Regions from separate parts of the Homo sapiens genome. Here region 1 is linked to region 2. Evidence: chromatin loops called from intact Hi-C (ENCODE). Cell type or tissue: endothelial cell of umbilical vein. All regions are shown on one strand. Each heading gives the region's core, and the rest is flanking DNA. Links, peaks and the distances in the headings are about the cores only.

Evidence for each region. Hi-C counts contacts between places; a loop is a spot of excess contacts. Peaks named below come from ENCODE experiments on the same cell type or tissue, not always from the same donor. Only the 100,000 strongest peaks of a DNase experiment are listed, where the experiment ranks them.
Region 1: it touches region 2 in a loop (14-fold over the local background); 1 of 110 quality-filtered maps calls a loop at or near these places.

Annotation. Positions count from the first base shown.
Region 1 is chr5:171,782,006-171,792,240 of GRCh38, reverse strand. It overlaps SMIM23 (small integral membrane protein 23), which reads right to left and starts at 6,424. Exons shown (of 4, transcript NM_001289970.2): 1 at 6,265-6,424; 2 at 1,960-2,011; 3 at 1,692-1,759; 4 at 1,105-1,446. The coding sequence starts at 6,369. The coding sequence ends at 1,153. In endothelial cell of umbilical vein, for the core only: no CTCF peak of the experiment used is centred there; no DNase peak of the experiment used is centred there.
Region 2 is chr5:171,663,257-171,673,491 of GRCh38, reverse strand. No RefSeq gene overlaps it. Among named protein-coding and RNA genes, the nearest start is that of SMIM23, 120 kb to the left of the region's middle. RefSeq lists enhancers at 4,667-5,244, 5,245-5,823. In endothelial cell of umbilical vein, for the core only: a CTCF peak has its summit at 5,566; a DNase peak (open chromatin) is centred at 5,521; H3K27ac peaks cover 1,121 bases.

The DNA of each region.
Region 1 (10,235 bases), core at 2,037-7,036, 120 kb before region 2:
ATTTTTTTCACTTAACTACATATCTTTCAGGCTTTCCCATTTTAGCAGAAGGAAAGTATCAGTCCATGTGGGCAGTTAAAATACCTTAGACTGCATAATTTGTAAATATAGACATTTATTACTCACAGTTCTGGAGGCTTGGAAGTCCAAGATCAAGGCACCAGCAGATTCAGTGTCTGGTGAGCACTTATTCCTCATAAAAGGGAACTTCTAGCTGTGTCCTCACATGGTGGAAGGGGCAAACAGGCTCCTCAAGCCTCTATTATTAATATAATGGCACTAATCTCACTAATGAGGGGAGAATCCTCATGACCTAATCACCTCCGAAAGGCTCCAGCTCTTAACACTGTCACATTGAGTATTAGGTTCCAATATATGCATTTTGGGGGTCACCCATATTCACACCATAGTAGAAAGCTTCCTCATTCTCTTTTATAGCTACATGATTGTTCATTGTCTGGCTGTACCATAACTTATATAACCAGAGCCCTCCTGGTATCATTTGGGTTGCTTCCATTTTTTTGCTACTGCAAATAAAGCTGGGGTGAATAATCTTATACACATGTAATTTCATGTGTGGGCAAATGCAGCTGTGGGATAAATTCCTTGAAGCAGATTGTTGGGTCAAAGAGAAAATGCATTTGTAAATTTGATAGCTATCACCAAATAGAGATTTTAGGAACGTATACTTCCACCAGCAGAGTCAGAGGGTTGAATGCCGCATAATAGCCACACACTTAGCCAGAGCTAGTATCCTCTTACCACACTCCAGGGAGGAAGGAAAAGGCATGTGAGAAAGGAAGAGCTATTTATCCGATACCTGCTCTGTGCCAGACGCACTCTGTATACACACCCTACATACATTGTCTTCCTATAAGGCAAAGTGTGTTTCCCCGATTTTTATATGTGAGGAAACTGAGTCTCAGGTTAAGGAAATTTACACAACGTCTCAAGAAAGTAGAAGAGTCCTGAACCTATGGCTGGCTCTGAAGCCCGTGTTTGTTCCAGGGGGCCACGTCATGGTGCCAGGGAGAATATCTCAGCCGGGCTCTGGTGTTCCGCCAACGCTGTTTCTGTCAGCATTCATGAATGTGAACAGCGGACTTCATTTCCCAACTACTTTATTTTCTTGCCTGACTGGAACTTCAAGAGTCAGAGCTCTGCCCCGCTTAGAGAAATCTCTAGCAACCCCTCCCCACCTTTGTGCTCTCTCCCCAGGGCCCAGGCCCACTCCCACAAGTGACTTTTATATGTGGAGCAGTGCTCCTCCTGGTGTGGCTCTCCCAGAAGAGCATCCAGCCACAGTTCCAGGTCCCACGCTAGCTGCTCCAGCTGCTGCACCTCTTCCTCTAACTTCTCCGAGAAGACATGCAACTTCTCCTTCAGCCAGTTCCTGATGGTCTTTATCGGTTCTTCTGAGGGCTCGTTGGTCTGATATTCAAGCCCCTGGAAGGCAGACACAGAAGTGGCATCCTGTGCTTTCTCAGATAGGACCCTCCTCCCCATCCCCACTGGTTTCAAAAAGATCCCTGGGCCTTTGCACATGCTACTCATTGTGCTCGTAGTACCTGTTCCCACCTTCTGCACTTGACAAGCGACTACTTATCTTTCATGACCCATGTTGCCAATGACACCTCCTCTGGAAAGCCTTCCCAGATTGCCTCACCTCAGTACCTTGCTGGACATGTTACCTGGGGAACTGCAAGATTCTGGTAGTAGTTACATTCTCTGATCCTTTCTGACACCTCCCAACTGCTTCCTGAAACAGGCACAAACATCACCTCTGAAGAGCAAATGAGCACTAATTGAAATAAACATGGTTAGTTATCCCAGTGTGATGAAGGGTCAGTGGGAGAAGGTGGGTTATGGAGGTCCCCTTAACATACAACCATCTTTGGAACACTCCACCAAGCTTCATGTGGATTTGGTTCCTTCTTTCTCAGATTCCAGAATGCTCACCCCATATCTCTGTGCTCAAGTACAGCACCAAGATCAGCAATGCCAACAGCGTCTAGGGTGCAAGAAGAGGAAGAGGAGGAAGAACATGAGGATGAATTCTCTCCAGGTCCCCCTGCTTCCATCACAAAGGGCCAGACATGGGAATGCTTATAAGACAGTTTTTTGAGTTTAACTTTTGTTCTAGTTATCTAAGTCACACTTACTTACTACAAAACTCCCAAACTTTGAAGAAATAGATAACACTGCAACTTACTGATGTTCAATTTGCATTTTCTCTCATGTAAACATTTTTCATTTTAATTGATCTTGAAAAGGAATCAACTTCATTGTGGTATAATTTACATATAATAAAACGCACACATTTAAAATGTATAGTCTGATGAGTCTGATGAGTATTGATGAATGTCTATACCTGTAGACTATCACCCCAATCAAGATGTAGAGCATTTCCGTCATCTTAGAAAGTTTCCTTTTGCAGTCAATTCCATCCTCACTCCTGCCCTGCCTGGAGAGAACCATTAATCTGTTTTCTGTCACTGTGAGTAGTTTTGCCTGTTCCATAACCTTGTATAAGTGGAATTACACAGTGTGTGTGCTTTTGCATTTAGTTTCTTTTGCTTAAGACAATGTTTTCGAAATGCCTCTATTTTTTTGTGCTCAATTTTATTGATGAGTATATTGTGTATTTTATTGATGAGTATTTATTTTATATGAACATAGAATATTGCACAATCAGTCTCTTTACCTGTTGATGGACTTTTGGCTTGTTTCCAGTTTGGGGCTATTATGAATAAAAGTGCTATGAACACTCATATACAATTCCTTATGTGAACATATGTTCACATTTCTCTTGGGTTAATATTCAGAAATGCAAATGCTGGGTTATATGGTAAATGTATGTTTAATTTTATAAGAAACCACCAATGACTTTTCTTTACCCACTGAGCAACTATATGTGTCCCCATTTTTGTGGTAAATTGCATTAATTGTGTTTTAAATATTGAGCCAAATGAGCTTCTTCAGTAAACTCTAGTTGTTCATGATGCATTAGCTAGCCTTTTTATATATCATGTGATTTGATAAGCTACTATTTTGTTGAGATTTCTTACCTCTATATTCAGAAGAGATTGGTTTAAAATTGTTTCTAGGCCAGGCGCGGTGGCGCACGCCTGTAATCCTAACACTTTGGGAGGCCGTGGTGATCACCTGAGGTCAAGAGTTCGAAACCAGCCTGGCCAACATGGCGAAACCCCGTCTCTACTAAAAATGCAAAAATTAGCTGGCCATGGTGGCCGGTGCCTGTAATTCCAGCTACTCGGGAGGCTGAGGCAGGAGCATCGCTTGAGCCTGGGAGGCGGAGGTTGCAGTGAGCCAAGATTGCGCCACTGCACTCCAGTCTGGGTGACAGAGCAAGAATCTGTCTCAAAAAAAATTTTTTTTTCTACACGTTTGTCAAGTTTTGGTATCAAGATTTTGTTGCCCCCTTAAAATGAGTTGGTAAGAACTCCCTCCTCCTCTATTTTATGAAATAATTTGTGTAAGATTGGTATTATTTTCATCTCAAAGGATTGATAAAATTTATTGGTGAAAACTTTTGGGCCTGTAGTTATTAAGACTATTTCTTCTTGAGTCAATTTTGTAAGTTGTACTGCCAAGGAAGATTTGTCCATTTCACCTAAGTTAAATGTATTGGCATCAAATTGTTCCTAATATTACCTTAATATTCTTTTAATGCCTGTAAGAGTCATGATAATAATCCTCTTTTATTCTTTTTAAAAAATATATATAAAGAAAAGAGGTCAAGAGAGGAAACAAGAGACCTCTTTCATTCTTGATATTGGTAACTTGTGTTTTCTTTCTATGTATGTTTTTTGTTGAGTCTATTTAGAAGTTTTCCAATTCTTAATTTAATTTTACCAATTAAAAATGGTTATTAATTTTATTGTTTGTCTGCTTTACATTTCATTAATTTCTGATTTTGTCTTTATTATTTATTTCTTTATACTATTGAGTTTAATTCTTCTTTTTCTGCTAATGTGGAAATTTTGACCATGGCTTTTAAAGTTTTCTTGTTTTTCAAATATGTGTGTGTGTGTGTGTGTGTGTGTTTGTGTGTGTGTGCATATTGACTGACATTGAATTTTCCCCAAACTCACTAGATGTTGGCTGAGTCAGATCTAGTTTGCCTTAAAGAAAGAATAAATTTCTTACACACCCAAGTATGTGAAGTGACATTTAGACCCAGTACTAAACAAGGAAGATGAAAGATGTGTCTAACTTGCCTCTTCCCCAGATAATTTTCTTTATAATACTAGCAACTACATTACTATTAACTTAAAAAAAAAATGTTACATAGCAACAACTGGTTGAGTTTCACAGACACAATGATAAGAGAAAGAAGTCAGACACAAAGGTATACATGGTATGATTCCATTTACATGAAATTCAAGAACATAGAAAACTCAGCTATGATGACACAAATCAGAATCACTGCTATGAAGGGTGGGATGCCAGGTGGGCGGAGCCCCAAAAGAGCCTCCCTCAGTGCTAGAAATGTTCCATAGTTTGATCTGTGTGTACACCCAATGCAAAATCATCACACTGTACATGTAATATTAGGGTCCTTTTTCTTTTCTTAACAATATTCTTTAGGAATCTTTTCATGGAAGACACACACTAATTGTCACAATCTTTAAAATGGCTGATGAGTTTTCGTGGCCTGGAAGCTCTTCTATGTGTCTAACCAGTCCTCTATCAATGTATTTTACAGGTTGATTTCTTCCCCGGCATTCTTGCTGCTGGTTTCCATACTGTGCTGCATGGAGGCAAAGGGAGGAACATGGACTAGGATTGAGTTTGAGTCCTTTTCCTTGTGTCGTCTTGGGGCCTGAGCCAAATAATTTCTCTGAGCCTCAGTTTCTTCATCTGTAAAATGGATTTTGAAATACACTGCAAAGTCTTTCAAAAAAGAAGAAGTGGCTCACACCTGTAATCCCAGCACTTTGGGAGGCGGAGGCGGGTGGATCATGAGGTCAGGAGTTCGAGACCAGCCTGGCCAATATGGCGAAACCCTGTCTCTACTAAAAATACAAAAATTAACTGGGTGTGGTGGCGGGCGCCTGTAGTCCCAGCTGCTCGGGAGGCTGAGGCAGTAGAATCACTTGAACCCAGGAGGAGGAGGTTGCAGTGAGCCAAGATCGCACTGTTGTACTCCAGCCTGGTGACAGAGCGAGGCTCCGTCTCAGAAAAAAAAAAAAAAAAAAAAAAAAAAAAAAAAGGAAACAATGGGACTCTGGTAGAATCAAGGTGGGAAATGCTGTGGTAAACAAAGCTATGCAGACTTCTTTGTTGCAGGACTTCTCAGAGCCTTCCTTACGTGAATGAGCAGCGTCAGTCTTCAGGAGGGGATGCGGGTATGCAGCCTTCCCCAAGCCACAGAATTCTGTAAAGAATGTTTCTAAAAGGAGCATTCCTGGGGTCTGGTGTCTATGGAACACTTTTTAGGAAAAGCCGCAGCATGATGGGTGCCCATGAAGGCCCCTGTTATACGCTACAAGGTCCAGCATATAGAAGGCGCTCGGTGCATGTATAGTAAATTAATGAGTGAACAAGTCTTTTGAAAACAGAGACAGCAGAGCTCATTCATTCATTGCTCTGCTTAAAACCCGTCAACAGCTTCTTCTTATCCTCAGAATAAACCCTTGCTCAGGGTTCTCATAGCAGATGAACCTGGTTTCAGGGAGTTCTAAAATCAGATGGATGTGTTTTCAAATCCTGATATGTCCCAGTTGTACGGCCCTTTTGCCTTTCTGGGCCTCAGATTACCCTCTGTGAACGAGGTTGATAGCATCTAAGAGATGGGGTGTGGATGCACCAGGCTGTGTGCAGCAAGCATTAATGTTTTCCATTTTGACGAAATCCCACATGAGTTTTGAATTTCAGCCCTGAGAATGAATCCTCCAGGAGCGCTCCAATTCAGGAGTATTATCAGTTCATTCGTTCATTCAGCATCTACTTGGCACCAAGCACCATGCTAGGCACTAGGGATTCAGCAGGGAACTAAACAAAAAGCCCAGTCCTCCTGGAACATACCTTCTGCTGGCAGTGCTGAGAATTTAATAAGACAGTGTCAGTGATGGCCCCGGCAAGAAGTGCCTAGGCCCCTAAACTGTGCTCCATCAGAGTGGGATCCAGGGACGGTTGGGTCCAAGATTCATTCCGGGCTTTGAGGGACTTCTAGTCTGTCTGGAGTGGCAAAAGGAGCCCAGATGGGAGGAAAGCAGCATGTACCTGGCCTGGCCTCACCTGCTTCTCGTCATCACAGTGGCTGCCCCTTCTCCGTTCAAGCAGCTGGGCTGCCACCTGCTCTGCTGCCACCTGCCTTCTGCTGTCCACTTGCTGGGTTGCCATGGCCTCAGATCTGGCTGCCTGGGTGGACCACACTCAACAGACAGAAGGGCACCCTTCCCCTCCCCCACCTGTGGTCACCAGGCATCCTGCAAACATTGAGTTCTGATGTCACAGAAGGTAGGGACAGCAAGGTTCCCACCTTTCCACCACCCTGATTTTTAGTCCCTTCCCTCATTTTTATTTTTCACATGAGTGTAGAAAACAAAGATCAGGAAGAAATGCATCAAAAGATTATGTTTCAGGATGATGATTTTTCTGATTATTTTCTTCTATATTTGCAAGTTTTTAATAAAAATGCTAATTCTAAAATATAAAAACAATAGTTTGGGTGCAGTGGCTCACACCTGTAATCCCTAGCACTTTGGGAGGCTGAGGCTGGAGGATTGCTTGAGTCCAGAAGTTTGAGACTAGCCTGGGCAACATGGTGAGACCATGTCTCTATTTTTAAAAAATTACAAAAAAAAAAAAAACAATAAAAGCTATTTTTAATTGAAAAATGTATGGAGATAATTGTGGATTCACATGCAGTTGTAAGAAACAATACAGAGAGATCCTGTGTACCCTCTATGAATTTTTCCCCCAGTGGTACAGTAATATCCTGCCTCACTGCAGTAGGAGATCACAGCCTGGATGTGGACATTGATACACTCTACCAATCTTACGCAGACTTCCCCAGTGTTACTTGTTCTCATTTGTGTGTGTGTGTGTGTGTGTTTAATTCTAAACAATTTTGTGTAGGTTTGCTTACTTAGGACAATAGTCAAGACACAGAAGAGTTTCAAAACTACAAGGGGCTTTGTGCTGCTTCGTGATGGCTGCTGCCTCCCGACCCCACCCACACTGTCCTTAACTCCTGGAAATCACTCATCTGCTCTCTCTTTCTAAAATTTGTTTATTCCAAATGCTACATAAATGGAATGAAACAGTATTTAACCTTTGGGGATTGGCTTTAAAAAAAAACATAGTATAATTCCCTGGAAATTCATCCAATTTGTTGCATGTATCAGTAGTTCATTCTTTTTGACTGCTGTGTAGTATTTTGTGATATGTGTATGCCATAATGAAGGACACGTTCCAAACCTGTTCAAAACCCAGCTGCCTCCAGTTTTTGACTCTTGCGAGTAAAGGTGATATGAACATGCTTGTACATGTTTTTGGGTAAACGTAAGTTTCATTTGTCTGGGATAAATGCCTGAGAGTGCAGTTGCTGGGCCATAGCATCATGGCATGATAGTTTTATAAGAAATTGTCAAACTGTTTTCCAGAATGGCTGTGCCATTGTACATTCTCATTAACAGTGTATGAGTGATTTGGTTTCTCCTCATCCCCACCAATATCTGTTTACACTATTTGTTCTTTTTTTTTTTGAGACAGAGTCTCACTCTGTCGCCCAAGCTGGAGTGCAGTGGCACGATCTCGGCTCACTGCAAGCTCTGCCTCCCGGGTTCACGCCATCCTCCTGCCTCTGCCTCCCGAGTATCTGGGACTACAGGCACCCGCCACCACACCCGGCTAATTTTTTGTATTTTTAGTAGAGATGGGATTTCACCGTGTTAGCCAGGATGGTCTTGATCTCCTGACCTTGTGATCCGCTTGCCTCGGCCTCCCAAAGTGCTGGGATTACAGGCGTGAGCCACTGCACCCGGCTGTTTTCACTATTTTTTAATTTAACCATTTTGACAGGTGTTTAGTAACATCTCATTGTGGTTTTAATGTGTATTTCCCTGATAGCTAATGATGTTTAACATCTTTTCTTTTTTTTAAATTTTATTAAGCAATTTTTTATTATTTTGCTGGAGACAGTGTCTTGCTATGTTTCCCAGGCTGGTCTTGAACTTCTGGGCTCAAGCAATCCTCCCACCTCGGGCTCCCAAAGTGCTGCGATTACCGGTGTGAGCCACCATGCCCTGCCCGAACGTCTTTTCATATTAGCTTATTTGCCATCTGCACCCCTTCCTCAGTGGAACATTTGTTCCTGTCTTTTGCCCATTTACTAATTGGATTGGTTTTGCTACAGTTGAGTTTTGAGACAGTTCTTTGCTCATTTTAGATACTAGTCCTTCTTAGGATATATGGTTTGCAAATTATTTTCTCCCAGTCTGTGGCTTATCTTTTCAACTTCATCACATGGACTTTTGCAGATAAAATGTTTTATGTTTTGATCCAGTCTATCACTTTTTCTTTTATGAATTGTGCTCTTTCATGGCAAGTCTAAGAACTCTTCACCTAGCCCTAGGTTCCGAAGATTTTCTCCTATTTTTGTTTTTTTGGTTGTATAGCTTTACGCTTCACATTTCAGCCCATGATTCATTTGGAATCAATTTTTGTATAAAGTGTGGAGTTTAAGGTTAATTTTTTTGCTTATGGATGTCCAGTTGCTCCAGGACCATTTGTTCTGTATTCTGTTTCATTGATCTATGTATCTGTCCCTGCATCAATACCACACTGTCTTGACTGCTGTAGCTTTACGGTGAGCCTTAATAGCAAGTAGAGTGATTTTTCCCACTTTGTTTTTCTTTGTCAAGATTGTTTCAGCTCTCACAGGGCTTATGCCTTTCCATATAAACTTCATAACAAAATACTTTGCCAGCTGGGATTGTGATAGGAATTGCATCACACCTATGAATCACTTTGGGGAGAATTATCATATTTACTATGTGGTGTCTTCTATCCCAGGAACACAGTATGCTTCTTCATTTATTTAGGTCTTCCGTTTCATTTGTTTTTTAACCAGCACTTTGTAATTTTTGGCATATAGCTTTTGTACATGTTTTGTTAGGTATATACCTAAATATTTCATATTCTTTGGACTTTCCTTATACTTTAAAAGCCCCCATGTGCCAAACAAATTTCATGTGTTAAGAAATCATCAATGTTCCACATTTTGTGAATTAACTTTACCAAAGTTCCACATACAGAGCTCTGACTGGCACCCAGATAACTTACATACGGAGGCCGGCTATACACTAGGCATTTCACTAGATTACTTTACTACAGCTTCTCTAGGCTATTAATTCTGTGGGTAGTGGGGAATTAAATCTGTCTTACTAAACATTGCATTTCTGATGCCCCTTACGCAGCCCGTTACATAGTAAATGTTCAGTAAAAATACCTGTTGAAAGGATGAATAATGAACGGTCTCAAACTGCAGGCTCTGAGAGGCCAGGAACTTTGTCTGGTGAATACATTTTTGTATTCACAGTACTTGGCTCAGTAAATATTTGCCGAATGAGTAAAGCAGGTGGTATGATTTTTACGTTTTGAAGAAGCCGAGGTCCGGGGTGGCTAGGGAAGGGTATCGGAATTAGTGGGTGTCATGAACGAAGTACCTACTGTGCGCCTGACCCAGGGTAAGTCCCTTCCACACGTTATTTCATCTAATTCTCCTAACTGCCCGGCAAGGCCGGCACTGTTAGTTTCTGTTGGGAACGTTACTCTCCTTACCCAGTGGCACATACCCTGCCTTAGTATGGGTCTATTTAACTCCAACGTCTTCTCGTTTACCACAAGGAGTTAATGTAGTTTCAGCTAAAAACAAAGAAAGTGGCCATTCTTGTCTTTTGTGGCTTCACTGTCCGTAAGTAGATGTGAGATTTCCATTAGACTTTTTGAATATCCAACATAACCATCTTCCCTCCTGTCCTTCTGTGTCCAGAGTTTGTTCCTTTAGTGGCTTCACCGTCTCGCTGACTTCAAGAATGAAGCTGCAAACCCTCACGGTGAGTGTTACAGCTCTTGAAGGTGGTGGACCGAAAGAGTGAGCAGCAGCAAGATTTACTGTGAAGAGCGAAACAACAAAGCTTCCACAACCTAGAAAGGTACCTAAGCAGGTTGCCACTGCTGGCTGCAGAGGCCAGCTTTTATTC
Region 2 (10,235 bases), core at 3,423-8,422:
CAGACTATTATCAGCTGATACAGACAACCTGATTACTTCCATATTTCCCCTTTCCTACTTTTGTTTTGGTTTGGTTTATCCTTTGAAAATTTCTTGAGTGCTTGTCTAGTCTAGTCAAAGCATTCTAGTCAATCCCAATCTCAGAGTGTGCAAAACCCAACATTAACAATTTAGAAAGAAACCTGAAATCAACTAACAGAATCTATTTTTCTATTAGCCACTTCTCTGGAAATGTTGCAGTGTGCAGTTTTGATTAGTGACTGGATTAAGAAATCCCACTGCCACCCACCAAGGGCTTCATCAGAAACTACATTTAATGAACCCCAATGATTAGATTCCCAATACGGGAATTTGTTGGTCAAATTGCAGAATAATTACTGGGCACTGTTACTTAGGGTAGGTATTGTTAGCTGTTGTAATAGACAATCTCCAAATCAGTGGCTTCACCCAACAGAAGTTTGTATCTTATCACATAGTCTAATCAGGGTTTCTTGGCCAAGCAGACTTCCAAGTAGGGATTCAGTGACCCAGGCTCCTTCCATCTTGTTGTTCCTCCCTCTTCCATAGTCCTAAATCCTCTCTAATCAACCAATAGATGGAGAAGAGGATATGGAATTACGCATGGGAGGCCTTGCAGGGTGACCCCTGGAAGTACACCCATCACTTGTCCCCACTCTCCAGTGGCCAGAGTACTCACTCACATCGCCATACCAACACAGGAGAGGCCAGGAAGGCTGACCCAGCTGTGCACCCAGGAGGAAAGCCCTCTCTGTCAAAGCAGGTGCCAGGCGCTTTATAGACATTATCTTGTAAGGTAGGTGTTAAAATTCCCATTTTAAGATGAGAAAGCCGAGGCTCAGATAGGTGAAACGTCCTGCCCAAGGTGACACAGCTCATATGTGTCAGAGGGAGAATATCTCCTATCGTTTTCTGCAATTGACTTTTTACTTTTACCTTTCATGTTTAGATGTTTAGTCCCCTTGGAGTCCACCTTTGTACATACTTTAACATAGGGATCTAGTTTTAGTTTTCTCTAGTTTTCCCCAAACCATATACTAGACAACTTTTTTTCATAACACTTGATGTTATGACTTTTTTTTCCAAAAGGGTCAAACCAATTTACCTTTCTACTACCATGTATGCATATGCCTGTTTCACTTCGCCTTCTTTAACAGCTAACATTATTATTTAAAAAGTCAGTGCTATTTGATGGTAGAAAAGTGGTAACTTATTTCTTTGGTTGCTAATGAGATTGCCTTCTCTCATTTTCTCCCCCAAATATATTCTTCCTTTGTGAATTATCTACTTGAATTCCTTATTCATTTATCTAGTAGGGTCTGAATAACTTTCTTATGGCTTCACATACATATATACATACAGATAGTAAAAGCTCTTTATCTAATAAAGATATGATGCCTTTGCCTGTCATTTTTGCTGCATGCATTTTCCTGTCTTTTCTATGTACAGATGTGCTGAATATTCCTGCTGCCAATTCTGTCCATCTCTTCCTTTGTGATCTTTTCTGATGCTTGTAGATTTAACCAGACCTTCCCAGAGGTCTGATAAATATTCATGTCTTTTCCCCTCTGTGGTTTGATTTTTTAAAACATTCAGTTCTTTAGTGCACCTGGAATGCATTTCAGTGCATAGTATGGCATGGAAGGGTCTAACTGCAGGTTTATAAGTTGCAAGAAGTCATTTACACCCCCTTCTACCCCATCCTGAGCTGCTTTTTCTTCTCCAGGCCCCAAAGAAGCAAAGATATTATAAGTGACAAAAAGTATAAGGCTGTGATCATTTTCCCCCAATTGAAGAGATTATTATTGTTGTTGTGCAGAATAGAACATTTACCATGTAGTAGAGTTCTCTTTGTTTTGCACAAATTGTGTCACTGAAATTAGCCATCAGACATCCTCATGGGATAGAAATCATTACCCCTATTTTACAGAGAAGGAAAACTAAGGCTTAAGTGACTTGCTCAAGGTCACACACTGGGGTGATTATTATTTTTTTTCTTTGCGCACCTCACTTTCTTTGCTTATTCATGACCTTGCCTTCTAGCTATTAACTTAAACCATGCTTGTTTTCTTGAAATTAAGGTAGAATGACATTAGATGAATTCACTTTTTTTAAAGCAACTTTGAAATGTTCAAGAGCCCCCAAAGTAGAAAAAGATACTGAAGAGGGTCCAGAAACTCCCAAAAGAGGTTGACACCATCCCATTGTGATATTTTCTGATGCTTCTAGATTTAAACAGATCTCGTCAACAGTCGTATAAACATTCTAGTCTTTTCCCCTTGTCACCTTGGTAATTACCATTGTCACCTTGGTAAACAAGAAGTTTACATGAACTGACTTTTAGGGGAATTAGCTCCAGGTTCCAGAGTCAGGAGCTCATGTGAATCTAAATACATGGGTGATTGCTAGTGATTTGGGTCAGAAGGGGGATTCTCATTTATTTGCCTTCCTGTTTTAGGAAGATTTTCATTTCTGTGAACTTGGAAGACTACCCAGTGAAGGGAAAAAGAAAAGACTGAGCAGAAAGGAGGTGGGAAAATGTGAGTAAACACTGACTCCCCACCGAGAGACCTGCTGGCATGGTACAGTGCCTCTTTGCACCTCAGTGTCCTGTAAAATGGGACTACTGACTGACCCCTGCTTTGCAGAACGAGCCATGGTGAGGATCACCTAAAACAGAACCCAGGCACGCCAGGCACCTGACCCGGTTAAGAGCCATCTCTGCATTCTGTTAGGCACTTCCCACATTGGTACTATGAGGAAAGCCCACCACGAGGATTTGGTGACGTGCCGAGATTGGCCAAGGTGCATATTTAGAAGCAGACTAGAAAAAGCTCCTAAATTAGGAAGGAAAGAGGATGCTAGAGAGGGAAGAAGGAAGACAATCTATTTTGTACCCAAAGGCCCATGTTGGTGTTCTACTCCCCTTCTATAGGTGAGGGAAGAATGAAGGCTGAGGGAAGTGCAGAAGTGAGCTCAGGTTCACAGAGGATTCAGTTCCCGGTCTCTGGGCTACACAGCCTGGGAGGGAGGGGTCTCAGGAAATAAAGGCGGGGGTACATGTAACATGATGACTTGGTCAGGAGTGAAGCACCATCAGGTGGTAAACCCCACAAGGACCCAGGTATCTTGACTCTTAGTAAGGTCACTTGGAGACCTTATGGTTTTCCAAGCCAGAAGAGTGACCAGCTCCGTGAAAGGTTGGGTATAGGAAGTGACCACGCGGCTCAGATCATAGTGCCATGTCCGGGAAATAAATGTGCCTTCTAGGCCAGCAAGGCCCTGATTACACGGCCTTGGCTCAATTAATAGGATAAGCAATAGGTACTTTTAGCTTGGCAAAGTGGTCAAAAACAGGTTGCAAGAATAGTCTGGGCCAAGCCATTCCTCCATAAACTACAAAAGAACCCTAATTTCACAGTTCCTTAGCTTTAAACCAATTTAAGTATATTAAACCCTTCAGCATCTATCATCATGGTAGCTGGGTGGCGGGGGTGGGGGTGGGTACAAGTACAAAGACCAGAGTGAGGATAGAGCAATGTGTGAGAAAAACCTGGATTCTGGTATAGCTCTACTGCCAAGAATATCTCCCTGCCTGGAACAGTTGGAAATGCAAGAGAGTATTTTATGATTTGTCTGTTTGTTTGCCAATTTCAAAGAAATCTTGATGTAGAAAGTTTGAAAAACACATAGAAATATAAAGAAGTAGGAAAAAATCACCCATAATCCAATCATCCAGTAATAACCAGTTTACACTGTGGTATTTTTCTCTCTAGAGTTTCTCTCTGGGCTTTTGTTTTTTAAATAAATGTGATACTTGGCTTGAGACCCATCCACTTCCCAAACTGGATGAGATGAGGCCTGTAACATCCTGAAAATATATATATTTCAGATTGTAAAATGTAATATGCTCATTAGAGAAAATCTAAAAAAATTTCAACAAGGATGAAGAAAATTAAATTAAAATTCCACCACGTAGAGAATTAACATTGGGGTGAATTTCCTTCCCATCTTCTTTCTTTACATTTCTTTGATTATCATACACATGTTTACCTAATTTTGCATTCTACTTTTTTTCCTTAACATTATGTCATGAGCATTTCCTCCCGTTATTGCACATTCTTTCAAGGCTACATAATATTCCTGGGTATGGACATTACCTACCTTATTTAACTCTTCCTTTATAATGAATGTTCGATTTTCTGAGCATTAGTTTTTTTTACAAATGCTTGCCCACAGCTCTTTTATTTCTCTAGGATTGATTCCTTCAGGAGGAATTACTGGGTGAAAGTGGATGAATCTTTTAGAGAATATGAATCTTTTAACACATACTGCTACGTCGTCCTTTGGAAGGGCTGTAACTGGAGCAGTGCAGGGGGGTACCTACTCCATTATACCCTTGATTTAACCTTGAGAGCTCTGCCTGTTTTACTTTGCAAAACGCTATTGCTACTTGAATCATTCCTGAGCTAGGACCCAAAATGGCTACTGCCTTCACTGGGCATGGCTTTGTGACATTAAGTCAGCCAGTTAACTCTTGACTCCATTTCCCCATTCTTACCACGATGTGTTCTTTAAATTCAGATGATTTCAGCTTAAAGTTGGAAATACTGGTTCACATTCCAGCTTCAGCTTTTTAAGATTGTATTTCTTAATCTGCAAAATGGGAATAATACCTAGATTACAGAATAATGATGATTAAAAAACAAAACAAAACATCACAACAACAAAATACGTAAATTGCTTAACACCATGCGCGGCACATAGCAGATGCCCAATGAATATTACAATTATCTTCTTTCCTCTCTTTATCCTCAACATAGAAAGCATTTGAAAAGTCAGGAAAAGTAGCATTAATCTATCAGATTTCTAGTTGAAGAGACCAAAGCTCAGAGAAGTGAAGTAACTTGCCTAAAGTCCTGGTAGCTGGTAAAAGACAGCATGAGGTCCACTCCCAAGATCTAAAAGAGGGGACAGCTGCAGGGCTAAATACGGCCTAGGCATCTGTTTTATTTGGCCCACATAACCAAAAATAAGTAAGAAAATAGGATAAAATTAAATAAAGACAACGTTTAAAAAGAGGAGCTTTTACATCCAGATATGATTTCTGGTTTTTCTTGAGAAACATTCAATCTGGTGACGGGGCTGGTGGAGTCCACTGGTGCCTGTCCCCTTTGCAGAGGCCACGCATTTCCAGTTCTCCAGGTCTACACTGGGTGTCCGTGGGTTTGAGATACTGCGCGGTTCCTGGGTGCACTGGAGTTTGCGACCCCTGCTCTGACCCACTGTGATATTTCAATGTAGGGCTTCTGGCCACCTCCCAGGGTACGCGCTCCCGCTAACCTCAGACGGCGCGGGCCCGGACGCCCGCCCCGAGGCCGGAGAATTGCCCACCGAGCCAGGTCCTGCGGAGGCCCGTTGTAGTCAAAGAATGTGAACGTACATTGTTCTCCGCCCAGCCGCATTCATGCGGGGTGAGCTCACCCTGGCCCGCTGCCTCCTTCCCCCAATCTCTCCAATTAAAAACATATTACCTTCCCGCTCCGCCAGGAGCAGCCCTGGGCCGCAGCTTTATTTTATAAACACATTTAGACAAGTTCAAAAAGGAATGATTCATGCTGGACCTGAGCACTCCTAAAGGCGAGGGCTGCTGAGCATTTTCACAGGGCACGCATCCTGAGCCGGACCAGGCCCGGCCCTCGGGGGGTATCATCTCTCCCGCTCGAAGGCCGGGATTACCTGGATGCAGCTGGAAGGACTTACCCACAAGGCCACCTTTCGGCACTCCCAGCGCAGCCTCAGTCAGGGGTTGCGCCCAGACCAGATCTAGCCACCGGGGGCTCCCGGAGGGGAAGGGCGCAGGCCCTGCCCCTCCCCCGCTGGGAGGCTTCCTCTGATCCCCAATCCTGTCCCCCAACCCCAGTGACCCCTCCTCCTCTCTCCTGAGCGGCTCAGCTCAGAGGCTTCCAGGCCCACCCTACCACCCTGGGTGAATTCCCTCCTTCAACCCACTCCATGCAGCACTCCTGGAGGGTGTACCCTGGAGGGTCTTTTATGCTCTTTCCACAGAGCCAGGCTTAGTGTCTGGCACAAGGAAGGGCACGCGGCAGGTGTCAGATAGAATCACAGTAGCAAGAATGAGGAGCTTGTTGAACAGACAGCATTGAGAGGATGCCAGGCACATACTTAGTAATTTACATCTATTCTTTCATTTAATCATCACAAGCACCCTGTGAAGTAGGTGCTGTTTGTGACAAGGCCATTTCACAGATGAGGAAATTAAAGAGTGGCGGGATTCGGTTTCAGCTGGACTTTACCTACAGGGTTAGCCTTAGCTGTCAGAAGTGAAAGAGCCCATTGGCCATTTGATCTTGTCACTTGACTTGACAGGTCTACAAACGGAGGCCTGGACAGGGAAAGACGTCCCTGAGACTATAAAGGATGGCGTAGCCTCAGCAGGAGACCCAGCTCCCTGCCTCTGTGGGGCACCACGTCGTGCCAGCCCCTGGCATCACGCCTGACACATAGTACGAATTCAGTGGATATTTCTGAAGGAGTGAATTTTTTGTGACACTCCCCCTCAGACCTCAGTTACCCCGACTGTATCTTACTCATATCTGAATCCCCAGTGTCCAACATCAGACCTAGAACAAAGTAGGTTCTCTAAGGATATCTGTTGAAGCAATGGATCAGCGTCTGATTGTGCCATTAGCCACTGCACTTTAATCCTTCATTATTAGTTTACAGTTACTGGGTTATTAATTTTCTCTCCTCAACTGAAGGGTAAACATGGGATCTTCTCCCTCCTTCATAGGCACGGCTATGCTTGGCACACAGAGGTGCTAATTCCATGGATGATCACTCACTGGTTCTTGCCCTCATTACTCTCTATTGAGCACCTACTATGTGCCAGGCACTGTGCCAGGTTCTGGCCAAGAGGTGTGATACAAAGGCAAGTCCAACCATGACCCACCCCCAGGAATGACCACGGTAGCATCCCGCAGCAGCTGTCTCTGCTGGTGCTCACTGTGACCATGATGGGTGGGACTGTGGGGGCCTCGTCTAACTTCAGAGGAGTCTGGGATGAGGAAGTTGTCTGAAGTCCTTGGTCTTCTCTGCCCATTCTTCACCAGTCTTCCTAACCCCAGTCAGTCCAGTGGTGCCAATCACCAGGAGCAGGAAGTTGCCAACTGTATTCTGCTCATTGATCCAGTCACTCAACAAACCTTTATTAAGTGTCCACTGTGTGCCAAGTCCTGTAGTTGTAAGAAATAGACTGCACTTGGCTGGGCACGGTGGCTCATGCCTATAATCCCAGCACTTTGGGAGGCTGAGGTGAACGGATTGCTTGAGCTCAGGAGTTCAAGACCAGCCTAGGCAACATGGTGAAACCCCGTCTCTACTAAAAATGCAAAGATTAGCTGGGCATGGTGGCACATGCATGTGGTCCCAGCTACTTCACGGGGCTGAGGCTGGAGGATCTCCTGAGCCTTGGGAGGTGATTGTGCCACTGTACTCCAGCCTGGGAGACAGAGACCCTGTCTCAAAAAAAAAAAAAAAAAAAAAAGGAAAAGAAAAAAGAAAGGCAGAAATAGCCCACAGTCAGGAGCAACCTTGCCAGAAGTGTCTGTATTCATTAGAAGGCTCATGGGGCCAAGTGAGAAAACGTAGGTTCAGGCAAAGGGGGAACTGATGAGCACCTATCATCAAACACAGGGACGGCCTCAAGCACTGCAAAGAGTCTTTCTCTATATATCATATCTTTGCCTCTTCTTCTTAGGGCTGGCCTTTTTTCCCTTGTCACAATAAGATCATGGCCACTGTCAATATTAGGGCTCAGGATTCCCAACTTCACCCCCTTATCAGTCTAAATAGAAAATCCCCAGGGAAGCTGAAAACAGAAGAGAAGGTGCTGCTCCAATAACATAACAGAGTGGGTGACAATAAGCCTGTTTCTAGGTCATCCTTTTAGTGTCCTTGGCCTGTTTCATCTTGATTCCTATATCTAAGAGCCTGATTCATAGATGATTTGATGGTGAGGTGAATGAGTTACATGATTTTGGTTGTAAGTAGATTTTCTAAAAATAATTGTTGTTGGGAAGGGTATTCAAGAGCTCTCATAGAATTCAAAGACGCACAGAACAATGAGTCACAGAAAAGAAGGACCCCAGTGGCCACAGGTCTTCCATGCTTGGGGTTCACAGAACCTTTTCCTTATAGCATCGCCCTTTATGGGATTCACCTCCAACAACAACCAGGCTCAGTAGTTCCAGCAACTACCAGTTCAGTTCCAAATGTCAGATCCATGGGGAACAATTGGAATTGGCCTGGTGTGGGTCACTTGCTCATTGTATGCCAAAGAGCAGGTTCAAGAGGTCGGGTCACATTGTACTAATATGACAACTCTTATCGGAGCCCTGGGTGGAGGGTGAAGCCCAGGTGATGGTTTCCAGAAGATGGTGATGAGCAACCAAGCCACAGAAAGCACTGGCTGGCAGGGGGCACCCTGATTTTGGGTCAAAGCTCTTCCATTGGGAAAATCCAGGTTGCCTGCCTTCCAGGGAAACCACTTGGCTTAGAGGAATCAACAGGGGTTTGGGAGTCGGAATTGGATATAAATCCTTGTTCCACCACTTCCTAGGTGTGTGACCTTGAAGATATGACTTCCCCTCTCTGAGCCTGTTTCCTCGGGTATAGAACGGAAGTAATAATGCCTCCTTTGTGAAGGGCGATGTGGGAATTGAATATATCCAACATATTAGGTGCCTGGAGCCTGGTAAATGCTGAATAAGCAAGTTGACTTATTTTCCCTCTCAAGGATTTTGTGTTTGTGACAATGAATATACTTGACATCTGAAACAAGAAGACATAACACTCAAATTCAAATGCTTCCAGAAGCCTGACAGTGACATAAATGAATTAAGAGGGCCCAGTGTAAGGAAAGGCCAAGCAAGGGAAGTGACACTGAGCTCAATGACTTGAAGCAGTAGGGAAAGAGGCACAGCAGAGAGCATGCACCTTATACAGGCTGTAGCCATGACCCTTCCAGCCAAGTGCTGCCATGCAGGAAGGTGCAGCCCGTGTTGTCAGATCTTTGAGGTTTTAAGGAAAAGTTAGAAATCAGATTTTCATAGGAAATTTTCTAACTTTTAAATATTGGCAACGAATTCAAAACTTTAAAAATTAGTAACATCAAGAGAATGGAAAAACTACAGACTAGGAGGAAATATTTGCAAAAGATATATCTGATAAAGATATCAGATTATTAATCCAAACTATACAGAGAACTCATACAACTCAACAATAAGAAAATGAACAACCAATTAAAAAATGGGGAAAGATCCGAACAGATACCTCACCAGAGAAAATATACAGATGGCAAATAAGCATACGAAAAGATGTTCCACATCATATGTCATTAGGGAATTGCAAGTTAAACAACAATGAGATACCACTAACTGCCTATGCGAATGGCTAAAATCCAAAACACTGACAACAACAAATGTTGGCGAGGATGTGCGGCAGCAGGAAGTCTCATTCATGGCTGGTGGAAATGCAAAATGGTACAGCCCCTTTGGAAGACAGTTTGTCAGCTTCTTACAAACCAAACATACTCTTACCATACGATCCAACAATTGCACTCCTTGGTATTTACTCAAAGCAGATCCAAACTAACGTCCTCACAAAAGCCTGCATGTTTACAGCAGCTTTGTTCATAACTGCCAAAACGTAGAAGCAACCAGATGCCCTTCAATAGGTGAGTGGATACATAAACTGTGGTACATCCAGACAATGAAATATTATTCAGTGCTAAAAAAAAAAAAAAGAGCTATCAAGCCATGAAAAGATAGGGAGGAAACTTAAATGCATATTACTAAGTGAAAGAAGCCAATTTGAAAAGGCTACATACGGTATGATTCCAAGGGAATGACATTCAGGAAAAGGCAAAACTCTGGAGACGGTAAAAAGATTACTGGCTGCCAGGAATTAAAGGGAGGGAAGGAGGGATGAATATGTGGAGCACAAAGGACCTTTAGGGAAGTGAAATGCCTCCACATGATAGTGTAATAGGGAATACATGTCACTGTATATCTGTCCAGACCCATACAATGTCCAACACCAAGAGTGAGCCTTAATGTAATCTATGGTCTCTGGGTGATACATCAGTGTCAGGGTAGATTCATCAGTTGTAACTAATGTACCCTCTAGTGGGGACA